Regions from separate parts of the Homo sapiens genome. Here all the other regions are linked to region 1. Evidence: chromatin contacts called from ENCODE Hi-C or POLR2A ChIA-PET data. All regions are on one chromosome and are shown on one strand. The core of a region is the stretch at or near the end of the contact, and the rest is flanking DNA. Distances in the headings are between cores, read along the strand shown.

What was found. Hi-C counts contacts between places; a loop is a spot of excess contacts on that map. ChIA-PET counts read pairs that join two places held with the same protein, here RNA polymerase II (POLR2A). Pooled maps may share reads with other maps.
Region 2: a loop to region 1 is called in a map of gastrocnemius medialis, with 7 times the contacts of the local background. The contact joins the promoter of GMEB2 here to the promoter of YTHDF1 in region 1. A Hi-C loop is called at or near these places in 2 of 168 maps with a recorded cell type or tissue (ascending aorta and gastrocnemius medialis), 3 of 37 single-sample maps with no recorded cell type and 13 of 50 pooled maps. POLR2A ChIA-PET finds 5 or more read pairs at or near these places in 1 of 52 experiments (Caco-2).
Region 3: a pooled map shows a loop between it and region 1 (2.9-fold over the local background). The contact joins the promoter of EEF1A2 here to the promoter of YTHDF1 in region 1. A Hi-C loop is called at or near these places in 4 of 50 pooled maps.

Annotation. Positions count from the first base shown.
Region 1 is chr20:63,214,065-63,219,021 of GRCh38, reverse strand. YTHDF1 (YTH N6-methyladenosine RNA binding protein F1) reads left to right here and starts at 2,891. Exons shown (of 5, transcript NM_017798.4): 1 at 2,891-3,156; 2 at 3,421-3,445. The coding sequence starts at 3,130. RefSeq lists silencers at 2,539-2,818, 2,949-3,018.
Region 2 is chr20:63,624,457-63,629,413 of GRCh38, reverse strand. GMEB2 (glucocorticoid modulatory element binding protein 2) reads left to right here and starts at 2,313. Exons shown (of 10, transcript NM_012384.5): 1 at 2,313-2,458. MHENCR (melanoma highly expressed competing endogenous lncRNA for miR-425 and miR-489) reads right to left here and starts at 2,179. Exons shown (of 2, transcript NR_132417.1): 1 at 2,022-2,179; 2 at 590-1,224. RefSeq lists silencers at 1,872-2,321, 2,412-2,951.
Region 3 is chr20:63,496,531-63,501,487 of GRCh38, reverse strand. It overlaps EEF1A2 (eukaryotic translation elongation factor 1 alpha 2), which reads left to right and starts at 2,405. Exons shown (of 8, transcript NM_001958.5): 1 at 2,405-2,430; 2 at 3,654-3,868. The coding sequence starts at 3,725. LOC124904955 (a long non-coding RNA gene) reads right to left here and starts at 3,206. Exons shown (of 2, transcript XR_007067719.1): 1 at 2,865-3,206; 2 at 20-163. RefSeq lists enhancers at 1,771-2,340, 2,601-3,396, 4,022-4,191.

The sequences.
Region 1 (4,957 bases), core at 1,642-4,141:
GTGGACGTGGCCCTCCAAGGTTACAGGCAGCTCAACTCCTGGTTTTCTGTGACACCCTCCCAGGTCCTCAGGCCTGGCCAAGATAAAGGCTTTCCCCCCAGAGCTGGCCTGGGGACCTCAGCACCCCCTGCTGGTGCCACACCCCCTGCATTCAATTCACTTTAGGGCCCCCTGTTCCCGCCAACCAGACCTGTCCTGCCCCTGGGCAGCCCCCAGTCTCCTTCCATGTCAGGGTCAGCATGGAGCCTTCTGGAGTTCACAGCAAAAGCCTGGGTGGGTCCGGGCAGTGGCTGTGGGATCCTGCCAGCCTCTTCCCTGGCCAGTGGGGCTAGGCTGGCATGGTGGTGCCTCCTCAGGCCTCACTGTGGGGGCCTCTCCTTCCATCTACATTTGTGAGTAGAACCTACTCAGCCCCAGGAGTCACCCTCCAAAATCTCTCCATAGGCATCACTGTGAGGCCTCCCCAGTGATCTCTGTAGTGAGCTGAAGAGTGTACCCCCAAAACTCATGTCCACCTGGTACCTGCGTGACTTTATTTAGAAATAGGTTCTTTGCAGATATAATCACAAGACGATGAGGTTATCCTGGATTAGGGTGGGCTCTAAATCCAGATGAGTGTCCTTATAAGAAGAGACACAGGCACAGAGGAAAAGGCCATGAGGTGACGGAGGCGAGGAGGAAAGACCAGGAAGGGCTGCGGCCTCCACCGGAGGCTGGAGGAGGCTAGGATCCTCCCCGAGGGCCCTGGAAGGAGCTTCTGTCTCCACTTCAGCCCAGCAATACTGATCTGAGACTTCTGGCCTCCAGAACTGGGAGAGAATAAATTGCCGTTATTTTAAGCCCCCCAGTTCCGGGTACTTTGTTGAGATAGCTCCAGGAAACTGAAACACCTCCAGGGTCCTGCATTGCCGGCACTCAGCCATCTAAGAAGGCCCCTAAGCTCGGAGTGGCCACTTCCCGCAGGGCCAGTGCTGCCTCCTGTGACTGGCTGGGCATTTGTGGGTGAAGGCAGCAGGTAACAGCCAGTGTTGACAGAGCCCTGGCCTGACGCCAAGGGCTGCATACCCAGTTTCTTCCACACACTCATCCTGTGAAAGGGGAGTAATTAACCCACCACGGAGGAGGAAAGTAGGCCTGAGGCTGAAGGCCCTGTAACTGGCTGTGAGGCTCTGAACTCCAGTGGTGACCACTGCACCGTCCTGGCCCAGGGATGGGAGCTGGGTGAGAAGACAGACAGGGGCTCCAAGAGTCCGAGTGTCTACTCTGACCACCCAGACACCCCCTTGCTGCAGTCTTGGCCGCCAAACAGTTCAGTGTCCTGGGAAGCAGGCACTCAGGGCCTGCCCAGGATGCGCAGGCCTTATCACACAGAAGCAGGTGGCAGGGTGCCCCCAGGGACCCCACTGTCCCTACAATCCCCACACATCTTCTCCATGTGGGCCACCATCCTGGAAACGTGCTGTTCATTTTCGGATGTACCCCAAATGCACAGATTTCATCCTGGCCTGAGATGTCTGCCCATGGCCCAAACACATCAAAGTCCCAGGGGATCCAGATTCATCCTCAGGGCACCAGACATCCCCCAGCTCTGTTCCAGGGAAACAAGCCCAGCCCGCTTTCCCCAGCTTTAGGCGAGGCAGGGCTCCAGGGAGACCTGGAGCAACTTGGAGCAGCAGTCCTCTCTGTGGCTGACCGGCCTGCTGGGGGCAGTTTCCACCTCCTCCTGCAGCAGTGTGAGAGGCTGTCTGCTACCCCACTGATGCGGATGTCCAGGCTTGGAGCCGTCTTGGGACTCCATTGCCGTCCCTGCTGTCACTGTTCACCCTGCTTAGCGCATCTGCCCGGGCCCACTTTGTGGAAAACACTCATTTGACGTCAACCTGCCTGACACCCCATTCCAGGTCTTTCTCCTTTAGCAGGACCCAGATCCAGGCCACGTGAAGATGTTACAGCTGCCAGAGCTGGAAAGAAAAATATCAACCTGGAAGCCTCTGTAGGGAGTTAGCCACAAGGGTGGCAGGATTGGATACTGGCTGCAGGGAGCGAAATTCAACACCTTGACCAGAAGGGCGTCCAGGTTGGGGATGCTGAGGGGTTAGGAACTGAGAACTGGGCTCTCTTTGCACAGTTGCTGCTAAGAAGGGGCTGTCCATCCTCGAACAAAGATGACAAGTCCCCTGGCCCGGCCTAGGCTGGGGCACAGAGCACTGCTTTTCCTCCTGGTGATGAAATCGGGGTCAAGAATCTAACATGAGAACTTGGTTATAAGCCGGCGAGCCTCTCGCAGGTCCAGGGGTGCATCCACACAACAGCTGACCTCCGGGACCGGGCCCAGGGCTCCGCTGCGGCTGAAGGCCAGGGCCGCAAAGCGAACAAAGCCCGCAGGTCCCGCGGCAAGGGCCGAGGCGCGCGACCTGGAACACGCGGGGGCTCGGAGCTCTGGGCGGGCAGGTGTTTGCGCGCGGGGGAAGGGCAGACCGACCCCGGACAGACCCGTAGCCCAGCTGTCGGACCAGAACAGCGTTTAGTCTTCGGACCTTGGGGAAAACTACAGAGGCCTCAGTGCCGGTAGCGCGTCGGGGGTGCGGCTGTGGCCGGGGTGTGTGTGGGCGGCTGTACACCTGGCAGCAGCCCGCCAGCCCCTTCCCGCCAGGCCCCGCGGCGCCTCCGGACACGCCCCACGTGACTTCCCCGGCTCAGGGCTTCCCCGCCCAGCCGGCTGCGGTCCCCGCCCCGCCGCACGAGACTGGGACCTGAGAGCGAAATCCATCCCGTAAGACGGGAGCGCGCAGGCGCGAAGTGTGGCGGCCCGGCGCGGCGCTCCCGGCCTGCCCCGCGTGCACGCTGACGCCGCGCAGTCTCGTCCCCTGCCGCCGCCGTCGCCGCTGCTGTCGCCGCCGCCGCCGCCATTGGAGTCGACGCCTCCTCAGTGCGTCCGCGTCCCGGGCTCACCGCCGCTGCCGCCTCGCCAGGGGCCCGCGCGCCCAGCAGCCGCCGCCGCCGCCCGGCCGGCGCCCGGGGAATTGGCGGCGGGGCCCGGGGCCGCGCGAGCTAGGGTGACAGGCCCGGCCTCTAGGGGAGGCCCGAGCCGGCGGGCGCCCCGGCCCCGCGTCTAGTTGTTCATGAAGCATGTCGGCCACCAGCGTGGACACCCAGGTAGCGGGGCCGGGTTACAGGGGCCGCGGCCGGGGCCGAGGCGCGGGGTCTGGGTTGAGGTCCTGGGGCTGGAACGCAGAGCCCGGGGTCGCGGAGGCCGGGCCCAGGCGGGACCGGGGTCTCGGGGCCGGGGTCGCACGTGACCGCGCGTCGGGGCCGGCGGAGCTCGCGGCCCGTTGGAGACCAGTTCTCTGGTGAATAACTTTGTGTTTCCCTCTTCCCCCGGGTTGTGTGTACCCCACGTCCCGGCCTGCGGCGGTGCAGAGAACAAAAGGACAAGATAATAAAGGTGAGCGGAGTCCCGGGACGGCCGGCGCGGGCTGGAGTGGAGGAGGACGGGGAAGGAACGGTCCAGGAAGCTGCGTCTGGAACCGGAAACTTTCTCTCTTCCGCCAGCTTCAGGGAGATAAAACTTGAGGTTGTGCGACGATTCTGGGAGATTTGACAGGTCGAAGACAGGGGCTTCTCAAGAAGTGAATAAATGATTGCTCAGAGTAGTTTGGGCCCGTCTCTCCCCACCGCATGATCATGGATTTGCTTTGGGGAAGGGGAGGTAGGAGAGCCGGGTGGACATGGCCGCAGGGGTTGAGCGACTTGCCTTTTTCCGCCCAGCAGGGGCTGCTCTAGGAGAGGGGCAGTCCAAGGTTCTGCAGGCTAAGCTCCACATCCCCGGTAGTTGCAGCCCGTTTTCCAAGTCTGTTAGCATCTCCTGTGACATTATGGCTTGGGATAAACCCTCAGAGCGCACTCATGTGAAAACTGTTAAGTGACACTTCACGTTTACTTGGAACACTTTTTTAGCCAGTTTGTGTGTCAGCTCAGGTGTAACCAAATACGGTTCATCGTGTTTTAAGATTGGAAAAGGCCCAGCACTTTATTTACCTTTGCTTGCTTTTTCTGGCTGAGCATAATAACAGTGGGAAGGTAAGTGGTGTAAAAGGAAAACCAGTCTTGGGGCACCCAAATCACTGAGCCAAAGGGAGAAAGCTACGCTGAGAACTGCTGAGGGCAAACCTGCCTCCCATTCTATTCCTGAAAAAGATAGCTTCTAAGACAAAAAAAGTTACATACTTCCCCCACAGTTTGCCCACAAGGAAATTCCTGGTGGACAAAGGACAGAACTCAGAGTCATTCCTGCTCACTGAGATAAATGCTTATCTGATTGCTTCCTTTGGAAAGGCTAATCAGAAACTCGAAAGAATGCAGCCGTTTGTCTCTTATCTACCTATGACCTGGAAGCCCCCTCCCTGCTTCAAGTTGTCCCGCCTCTCCGGACCAAACCAATGTACATCTTACATTGATGGTTCTCATGTCTCCCTAAAATGTATAAAACTAAGCTGTCCCCCGACTACCTTGGGCACATGTTGTCAAGACCTCCTGAGGTTGTATCATGGGTGTGTCCTTAACCTTGGCAAAATAAATTTTCTAAATTAACTGAGACCTGTCTCAGATATTTGGGGTTCACTGTGGAGAGTCAGATAATAGCTCCCAACAGTCCTTCAGTTGCAGCCCCTTCCCTCCTAAGTTTTCTTCCCTCCGTTCTCCATACGTTTGGGCATACATTCTGCATTTGGGCTTTTGGAGGCTCCACTTCTTTTTGCCACACATAAGTCTTCTTAGACCATGTCAGTTTTCACCCTGGTTATGTGTTCCTTGCATTATGTGTTAACACTTGATTTGGTTAATCTCACCAAATTACGATTAAGCCTTTATTTAAAATTTATCCTAAATTATTGAAAGTTTCCCGTCCCCCTTCTAATTAGTTGTATAAACATCAGTTCTATACTGGTTGTACTCCTTT
Region 2 (4,957 bases), core at 1,064-3,563, 410 kb before region 1:
CTGGGTTCACGCCATTCTCCTGCCTCAGCCTCCCGAGTAGCTGGGACTACAGGCGCCTGCCACCACGCCAGGCTAATTTTTTGTATTTTTAGTAGAGAGGGGGTTTCACAGTGTTAGCCAGGATGGTCTCTATCTCCTGACCTCGTGATCTGCCCGCCTTGGCCTCACAAAGTGCTGGGATTATAGGCGTGAGCCACCGTGCCGGACACATTTGCATTTTTTAAAAAGAGACAGTTCTGGCCATGTTGGTCTCGAACTCCTGGCCTCAAGCAATCCTGCCTTGGCCTCCCAAAGTGCTAGGATTATGGGCGTGAGCCTCCGCACTCAGCCTAAATTTGCATTTTTAAGCGACTAAGTTTGAGATAATTTGTTATGCCAGCAGAAGAAAGCTAAGTTATCTTGGAGGTGATTTTTCTTTTTTTTTAGATGGAGTTTCTCTCTTGTTGCCCAGTTTGTCTCTTGGAGCCCCAGAGTGAAGGAGGCAGAACAGGCCCCAGGGCTCACCCCAGGCCGACCTCGGTGGGCTTGCGCAACACACAGGCATGATGTAGCCACCCTCCCATCCCCAGGCCCCCCTCAGCACTCCTCTTCGACTTTATTGACATTTATTTCCAAAACGTGACGATAGGCAAACTCAGATAAATGACACACATAGACCGCGTGAACCCTCTCATATTTACCAGATAATAAAATAGTAGCACTGACAAAGGCTCAATTTTTTTTTTTATTCTTCCCCAGAGACAGGCTCTGTTGCCCAGGCTGGTCTTGAACTCCTGGCCACAGGTGATCCTCCCACCTTTGTCTCCCAAAGTGTTGAGGTAAAAGGCATGAGCCACCGCACTCGGCCAATCTAATTTTTAAAAACACCTTTTCCTCACTGGCTGGAGCACGTTCTACTTTACTGGGAACTGAATGAATGTGCAACTCTAATTACAGCCCCTCCGAAGTGCAGTGGCTTGGGAACCTCCCGTTCCGGGAGGCGGCCTGCAGAGCCCTCCTCCTACAAGTGTGAGCACAGGGTCAGGGTTCCATCCAAGCGAGCACCTGCTTCCTATTTTCCGACTAATTTCGGTCCCCTGATACGGAATCCGGGATCCTGCAGACAGGCAGCGGGTGACAGCAAGCACAAGGGTGTTCGATGACACCTGGAGAGGTCAGGAGAGCCAGTCCTGCGGTGCAGAGGAAGAAACCCAGCACAGAGGCCAACAGAGCCAGCCCCAGCCTCTGCCAATAAAACATATAAATGAGCCCTGGGGGCTGGAGGAGGGCCACAGGATCCAAGCTGGCTGCCGGATCCGAGTGGGATCGGGGTGCCGACTGTGGGACATGGGTGGGATGGGGTGCCGGCTGCGGGACTCGGGTGGGATCGGGGTGCGGGCTATAGGACTGGGGCGGGATCGGGGTGTCATCTATGGGATCGAGGTGCTGGCTATGGGACTGGGGTGGGATCGGGGTGCTGGCTATGGGACTGGGGTGGGATCGGGGTATCAGCTATGCTATGCGATCGGGGTGAGTGCCGGCTGTGGGATCGGGGTGCCGGCTGCGGGACTGGGGTGGGATCGGGGTGCCGGCTGTGGGACAGCGGTGGGATCGGGGTGGGTGCCAGCTGTTGGGCTGGGGTGGGATCGGGGTGCCAGCTGCGGGACTGGGGTGGGATCGGGGTGCCGGCCGTGGGACAGCGGTGGGACCGGGGTGTTAGCTATGGGATTGGGGTGGGTGCCGGCTGTTGGGCAGGGGTGGGATCGGGGTGTCGGCTGTGGGACTGCGATAGGATCGGGGTGCTGGTTGTGGGACTGGGGTGACAGCTTGAGGGGTGACCGAGCCCTCCCGGCCGCTCCCGGATGCCCCTCGCCCTCCACGCTGGGAGCGCCGTGGCTGGCTGAGCCTCTGGCATGTTCCGCGTGAGTCCGCGCACCCTACAGCGTCCTCCTCCACAGCCTCGTGTTCAGGCGTCCGCCCCGCAGGGGAGTCCCCTCGCGCCCATTCACACACAGCAGCGTCCGGGCGAGGAGCGCCCGTACCTGGAGGCCTGAAGGTACCGCCCTGCCGCGCGTGGGCACTGCTCCCTGGCGCCGTCCGTCCACTGACCATCGTCCCTCGGCCCGGCCGCCCGCGCGGGGCAGGCAACGCCCGACCGGGGGCCTCGGGGACCAGGAGGAACCTGCGGCGTTAGGAGCTGACAGTGTCGGTCCGCGCACGCGCCCCGGGGCCCGTCGGGCCTTATTTCACGGCCCCGCCTTCCTCCTCCGCGAGCGCCAAATAAGTGTCCGGCCCTCCCAGCCCCGTGCGTGCGCGGCCCCGCCGCCTGCGTCACTAGGAAGCGCGCGCCCGCGCCGCCGCCGCCGCCGAATCCCCAACAAGGAGCGAAGCCCGCGGCCGCCGCCGCCGCCCGCCGCCGCCGCAGCTCCCGACGCCGCCGCCCCCGCCGGGTGCCTAAGCAGGCCCGGCGCGGCCCCAGGTAAGCGGCGCCGGCGAGCCCGCGGCCCCCCCGCGGCGAGGCCTCTCGCTCCGCTCACGCGCCGCCGTCCAGTCAGGGGTCCCTGCGGAGCGTCAGGACGTTACGGCGGGGGGAGGGGAGGGCCGGGGGAGGGGCGGCCGCGCGGGCGGCGGCGTCAGGCGCAACGGCGGCGTCAGGCGGGCGGCGCGGGCGGTGGCGGGCGCGGGCGGCGGCGCTTCCTGCCTCCATCTTGGCGCCGCGGGCGGGCGCGGGCTCGGCCTCCAGCGGCCTCCTCGGTGGACCCATCCCGGGGGGACCACGCCGCAGGGGTGCGACCCGCAGGGACCACCCCGCAGGCACCCGACCCGCAGGGACGCGACCCACAGGGACCACCCCGCAGGCACCCGACCCGCAGGGGCCACCACGCGACCCGCAGGGGCCACCCCACAGGGACGCGACCCACAGGGACCACCCCACAGGGACGCGACCCACAAGGACCACCCCGCAGGCACCCGACCCGCAGGGACGCGATCCCCAGGGGCCACCCCGCAGGCACCCGACCCGCAGGGACGCGATCCCCAGGGGCCACCCCGCAGGCACCCGACCCGCAGGGACGCGATTCCCAGGGGCCACCCCGCAGGCACCCGACCCGCAGGGACGCGACCCATAGGGACCACCCCGCAGGCACCCGACCCGCAGGGGCCACCCGGCAGGCACCCAACTCGCAGGGACGCGACCCGCAGGGATCACCCCACTGGGACCCACTCTCAGGGACCTGACCTGCAGGGACCACCCCACAGGGGCCCGCGTCACTGTAGGCTCACAGGCGGGACCTGGATCTGTGTAGACCCATGGTGGTGTGGACCCTGTTGGTCGGAGCTGATTTGTTGTGGGCCCGTCGTCAGTCATGGCATGTTATCTATTTGGTTACTGTGTAATTCATGCGTGACTGAAAAGTCGTGACTGACTTTTCTGTTGAACCAGAATTCTCTTTCTTTGCTAACACTTCAAATACAACAGTTTCAATTACATCAGTGTTGACCGTGCCGGTCAAGAATACTAGTTTAAAAATATTTTCTTGGGCCAGGTGTGATGGCTCACACCTGTAATCCCACCACTTTGGGAGCCCGACGTGGGCGGATCATGAGGTCAGGAGTTTGAGAGCAGCCTGGCTAACACGGTGAAACCCTGTCTCTACTAAAAATACAAAAGTTAGCCGGGCGTGGTGGTGTGCACTTGTAATCCCAGCTAGTTGGGAGGCTGAGGCAGGAGAATTGCTTGAACCCAGAAGGCAGAGGTTGCAGTGAGTGGAGATGGTGCCATTGCACTCCAGCCTGGGTGACGGAGCAAGATTGCGTCTCAAAAAAAAAAAAGTAAAATAAAATATTTTCTCATATCTGATTTACCTAATAATTTGGAAACTCACTTCACACTAGTGGGGAACCCAAGCCTTGGGATCAAAGCTGGGTGGGTCTTGGCTTCAACACAGAAGGGGCTGTGGAGAGGCCAGGTGTAGTGGCTCACACCTATAATCCCAGCACTATGGGAGGTCAAGGTGGGAGGATCACTGGAGGTCAGGAGTTCGAGACCAGCCTGGCCAACATGATGAAACCCCGTCTCTACCAAAAATGCAAAAATTAGCTAGGCGTGTTGGGTGCCTGTAGTCCCAGCTACTCGGGAGGCTGAGGCAGGAGAATCACTTCAACCCGGGAGGCGGAGGTTGCAGTGAGCCAAGATTTTGCCATTGCACTCCAGCCTGGGTGACAGAGCGAGACTCCATCTCAAAAAAACAAAGAAGGAGCTGTGGAGAGAGGAGGGGGTGCTCGCCCTTGGGAAGGCAATAGGGCGAGGTGCTCTATTCTATAGTGCTTCTTCTGTGTCTAAAGAGCATTGTATCAAGGACTTGCACTATTTTCTGTGAGGTAACTTTTGTGCATATTGCTTTGAACCTTTAATATAGTTGCCATTGGAGGCCAGGCTCAGTGGCTCACGCCTGTAATCCCAGCACTTTGGGAGGCAGAGGCGGGCGGATCACGAGGTCAGGAGATCGAGACTGTCCTGGCCAACATGGTGAAACCCCGTCTCTACTAAAAATACAAAAATTAGCCGGGCGTGGTGGTGGGCGCCTGTAATCCCAGCTACTCAGGAGGCTGAGGCAAGAGAATCGCTTGAACCCGGGAGGCAGAGCTTGCATTGAGCCGAGATCGGGCCACTGCAGTCCAACCTGGGCTACAGAGCGAGACTCCGTCTCAAAAAAAGAATATATGTATGTATGCAGTTGCCAATGGAGAGGCTGGAATTCAGTTTTGTGCGTGTACATTGCGTAATCCTCTGCAAAGCCCTGAAGCTGTGACGAGGACCCCTGCCTGCAGTGAGGCTGTTGCCTCTTTGCAGCTCTCTGCTTAAATGACTTTAGTTGCCCCTGCTGAGCTTACCCTTATGAAAGCAGCGTCTCCTCAGTGAGAGTTAAACCCCGAGAAGTCAGCACGGGAGATCAGTAGTATTTTAAATGAAATTTTT
Region 3 (4,957 bases), core at 1,156-3,655, 280 kb before region 1:
TGCTTTATAAATTTATAAATTATTATAAGTAAACAGAAGTTTATTTCTCAGTCTGGAGGCCAGGAAGTCCAGGATCAAGGTGCTGCCATCTGGTAGGGCCTTCTTGCTGTGTCCTCACATGGGAGAAGGCGGAAGAGCAAGAGAGAACCCACTGCCATGAGTCCTGTTTATAGGGCACAAATCCATTCGGAAGGGCAAACCCTTTATGACCCAGACTCCTTCCCGAAAGCGCCAGCCCCCAACACTGTTGCATTGGGGATTAAGTTACAACTCGTGCACTTTGGGGACGTGGTCAGGCCACTGCCGTTATTCAGCAGTTAGCATTCCGTAGTTAGTAGCCATTCAGTCCTGTTCAGTCTCCGCGGTGGCTCGGAACCATCAGTGTGTTAGTGTTTAGCCTTGTGACCGCAGCCCCGTTAGCTGTGTGTTCCAAGTGTCTGCGGAACTGAGTCGGTGGCTCCCAGGACCCCGAGGGGCCACACCGTGGACCAAACGTGTCCTGGCGCCTGGGAGACCCTTTGGAGCAGCCACCGACACCCTTGCCCAGAGTCAGCACACAGGTGCTTTGGGGAGGTTGCCACATTCCACTCTCAGGGGCCACTCCTGTGGGTGGCAAGGCCCCACGGCACATGTGAGCCCCTGGCACTGCTATGGGTGAGCCGGGAGCCGAGGGGGAAGGGGTGTCTGGAAAAGGTAGCCCAGAGTCCTGGTGATCCCTTGGGGGAGTGGGGTGGGCATCCCCGGGACCCCGGCCTGGGCCACTCGAGCACCTGCAGCAAGCCCACTTCCAAATCCCTGCCTAACCTTCAGGCTGCAGGGGAGGCGTTAAATATAGAGACCAGCTGGGTGGGGTGGGGCGGGCCTTGCTTTCTTGCCAGGCGGTTATTTTTATTCCTGGCTCCTGTTTGACGGCATCGGCAGCACTCGGAAGTGCCGGGGCACCTAGCAGGCCCTCCCTGCCTCCTCTCCTGCCTGTGGCCCAGGAGCCCAAGTCCCTGGACTCCTATGGGGCAGACGCAGCCACAGACCAGGGTCCTCCTGAGAGGCCCTCTCCACAGGCTGGGGAGAACTGTTTGGCCCCGACCCTGGGCCCCCACCTTTCCTTCCTCCTCACACCTGCCAGCAGGCCAGGTAGGGGTCCAGTCGCTGGGGATCCCCATGGATTTGCCCAGTCGCAGCTGCTGGGCCCGACCCGGGGCCTCCATGTCAACACCCAGTGGGAACTCAGGGCTGAGAGGACAGGTGCCAGGGCTCTGCCCCCACTCAGCACACACCTCCCGAGACCCCGCTGGCAGGAAGATCCGAGTGCGTGGGGGTGGGGGGGCAGCGTGGGAGGGAAGACCTGAATACCTGGGTGAGACGACAGGATCTTGGGGTCTGGAGAAAGCCCCTAACCTTGGTCTTCACACAACACATGGCTGCCACATCCCCTTCCTCACAACCCACGTTGGTCATTACCCGCGTGTGCCAGGACCTCAGGGACTCCCCACTTCCTACAGAGCGTGGCCCGGTCTTTGGCTTGGCATCCTGACCCCATATGAGCATCAGCTACAAGGCGCTGAGGTGCAGCGGGGTGGGGCGCTGGGCGGGGGGGCCTGGGTCTGTCTGGATCTGACTCGCCCTTGGCTGGCGCTGTTTCCCAGCAGCAGCCGGAGGTCGGCGCACCCGGAGGGGAGGGTCCCTGGAAGATGTCAGTGGGTCTGGGAGCGGGCTTCCGGCGTTCCCTGCACCGTGGGAGACCAGCCTCTCAGGGGGAGGGTGGTTCTGCGCTGGATCCTCGGGGCCTGTCATGGTGCGCCCAGGAGGGCAGGCACGTGAGGACAGGGACTGGAAACCAGCAGATTTCCACCCTGAGGCCTGCACCCCCGGGCCTCATTAGGGAGAGCCCCTCAGAGCCGGGCTTCGTTGGTTCTGGGGCGTCCCCCATGAGCAGGGCCGGGGAGGGGCCGGTAGACCCAGGCTCGTCTCCCAGGCTGCAGCCCACCTGCTCCCCTCCCCCGCCTGCCGGCTCCGGTCCTCGGCGTCTGCCCTGTCCCCGGGGACCGCTTTTCGCGGCTCAAGCGTGTTCCTGCCCTGAGCCGGCTCTCGCCCCGTCTCCCGGGCCCGCCGCGCTCTCCCCGCGCCGTCTCCGTCCCGGTCCCTCCCTCCCGCCGCCTCCCTGCCCTGCCCCCCGCCCCGCCCCCGCCCGCGGCGCGTTTCTCCCCCGCCTCCCGCGTCCGTCTTTGCAGCCCGCGCCTCCCGCATCGCCTCGCGTCCCCGTGGCGCCCGCCCGCGCGCGTCCGCGCCCCGCCCCCTCCCGCGCGGTTCCGCATTGGCGTGCTGCAGGGCGCGGTGCACTGCGCCGCCACCGTCAATAGGTGGACCCCCTCCCGGAGATAAAACCGCCGGCGCCGGCGCCGCCAGTCCCTCTGGCTGAGACCTCGGCTCCGGGTAAGGACGCTCGGCCCCCGGGCCTCCGCCCCCGCCCCCGTCTTCCGAAGAGGGACCCCCGGGGCCGGTCCTGGGGGGCAGAGGGTGGCCGGGCCCCGCACCCGCCCCCGCGCGCGCCCGGAGTCCGGCTTCCGGGGGTCCCCGCGTCGGCCGGGCTGGGCCCGGGGTGGGGGGCGGCGCGGGGCGGCGGGGCCGGGTCCTGGGCGGCGATCGCCCCGTAGCCGTGACCTTGGGGCCGCGGGGACCCTGCGGGCCGGGGGCTGATGGGGGTCGGGCTTCGGGGCGCTGGGCCAGAGGACGCTGAGGGAGGTGGTGAGATCTGGGGGCCCTGGCCTCCCCACCCCCACCCGTGTTCCCACCCCAGGGTGGCTTCTGTCCTCTTTCCCTCCCCCAGCCACCTGTCCGCGAGGAGCAGCGTGGGTTTCTCCACTGACCTCTGTGATGGGACAGGGCTGTGACCCAGGGTCCTGAGTCACAGGGAGGGGGGGAGGGAGGGTGCCCCCTATACCCCCACGGGGCCGAGGGCATCTCCACCTGGCACTTGCTGGGCTCGGCAGGGCCGGGTCCTCCTTCCTCAGGCTGGAACAGGGACCCCCACCTCCCGGCCGCTGTCTGTCCCTGTGAGAGTCCGGGAGGGGGGTGCCTAGAGCTATTCTGGGTTCCTAATCTGGGCAGCGCATCTCCGTCGGGGCTCTGGCCCAGCCTGCCGGGCAGGGATGAGGGGAAGATGGCGCCGTCCCTGCCTGAGGAGGGGAGTGGGGAGCAGTGGCCATCTCTCCCCGGTGGCAGCGGGTGGGGGTGGGGCGCCGTGTCCCTGGCCCTGCCGCCGGGGAGGGGAGTGCGCGTGCAGGACAGGGCCCTGGAGCGCTGGGCAGGTGACTCATCACCCGGCTCTGCTGGTCACGGACGTACCCAGCCTGGCGCTGCGTGGTCTCTCCAAATGGTGGCTAACCCCTTCCCAAGGAGCAGCCCGCGGGCTCCAACGCCCAGTTATTTACAGCAGATGGGGCTGTTTGGGCTCAAGTGTGGGGTGGGGGCAGTGCACAGCCTCTGCTTGCCCTGGCCAGGCCCAGCTGTGGGTGGGGGCCCTTCCCTCCCCACCAAACATGGGGGCTTGGTTTGTGGGCAGGGATGCCTGTCCAGCCTGTGCCAGGACAGTCTCTGCTGGTGTCTCCCCCTGGGGCTCCCCATCACCGGTCTCCCCACCACCACTGGCCCCACAGAATCACTGCAGCCCCCCTCGCCCTGAGCCAGAGCACCCCGGGTCCCGCCAGCCCCTCACACTCCCAGCAAAATGGGCAAGGAGAAGACCCACATCAACATCGTGGTCATCGGCCACGTGGACTCCGGAAAGTCCACCACCACGGGCCACCTCATCTACAAATGCGGAGGTATTGACAAAAGGACCATTGAGAAGTTCGAGAAGGAGGCGGCTGAGGTGAGCTCCCCAGGCTATGGTCTTGGCCCCCTGAGAAGGAACCCCCAACTCCCGTGGTGGCCAGGCTTGGCATCTCCCAGCCCCAGGGCATGGGGCTCAGGTGACCTCCTCCAGGGCAGGAGGGACCCCCGCTGTGGGGCACTCAGGCCTCAGAGGGTCTGGTGGGGCAGCCTCTCTCTTAGGGGGAGCTTGGTGGGGGAGGGGTGGCCATCGAGCTGCCGGACTTGCCCTGTGGTGAGGGAGGTGACCTGGGAGGGTCTGCAGAAGGCTCTGGAACTCTGCCATGTTGAGCTGGGGCTGGAGGGCGCTGGAGCCTTACCCCCTTCCCCCCAGGGCCAAGGCTGGGGCTGGAGATGGTACTGCCCTCACTTGTCCTAGGGCCCTGCCAGGGCACACGCTACTATTAATAGCTGATTGATGGGCAGCCGGCCCGTCTGCTCCATTTTCTTGTGCTGGGCTGTGGAGGGCTGCTGTCCAGGGCAGCCCTGGGGTGGGGGTCCTGGATGAGGTGACCTCCTAGCTGACCTTTTGAAGCGATTTCTCTTTGGTGGCTGAGACGGTGGTGGGGAGCGGTCATGAGACGGGGTCTGCTCTCTGATCCCCATCCCCCACCCAGGACTCTGGGGAGAAGCCCACTCCTGGGAGGGCCTGTGGGAGCTCTCACCTGGATGATGAGGGCGGAGGCCAGGGCCCAAGGTGGGGGCACTCGCTGTCCTGGGCTGAGCCTCTGCCCTGGCGGGGTTGGGGGTGCTCTGAGCTGCACCCCTGAGTTTGGGCTGCATCACCCTTTACCTGGCCTTGTCAGGAGGAGGCGGGGGTTTCAGAGGGCCGCTGTTTCAGGCCCCAGCTGGGTCCCATCTGGGTCTGCTCCAGACTGGGCAGCCTCCTGGAGGGCAGAGTCCTGTCTGTGCGAGGCCCTGGCGAGGAGTTCTGCCCAGCTGGGTAGTGACCGCCGCTGCTGCCCTGACTGAAGCCCGTCCCCTTCTGTGGGGGTCTCACTGGCCGAGGCCCCCCAGCTTCCCGTGTCCGGCAGAGCGAGGAAGGGGAGGAGAAGCCTCAGAGGGATGGGGAGGCTGGAGCAGCGGGAAG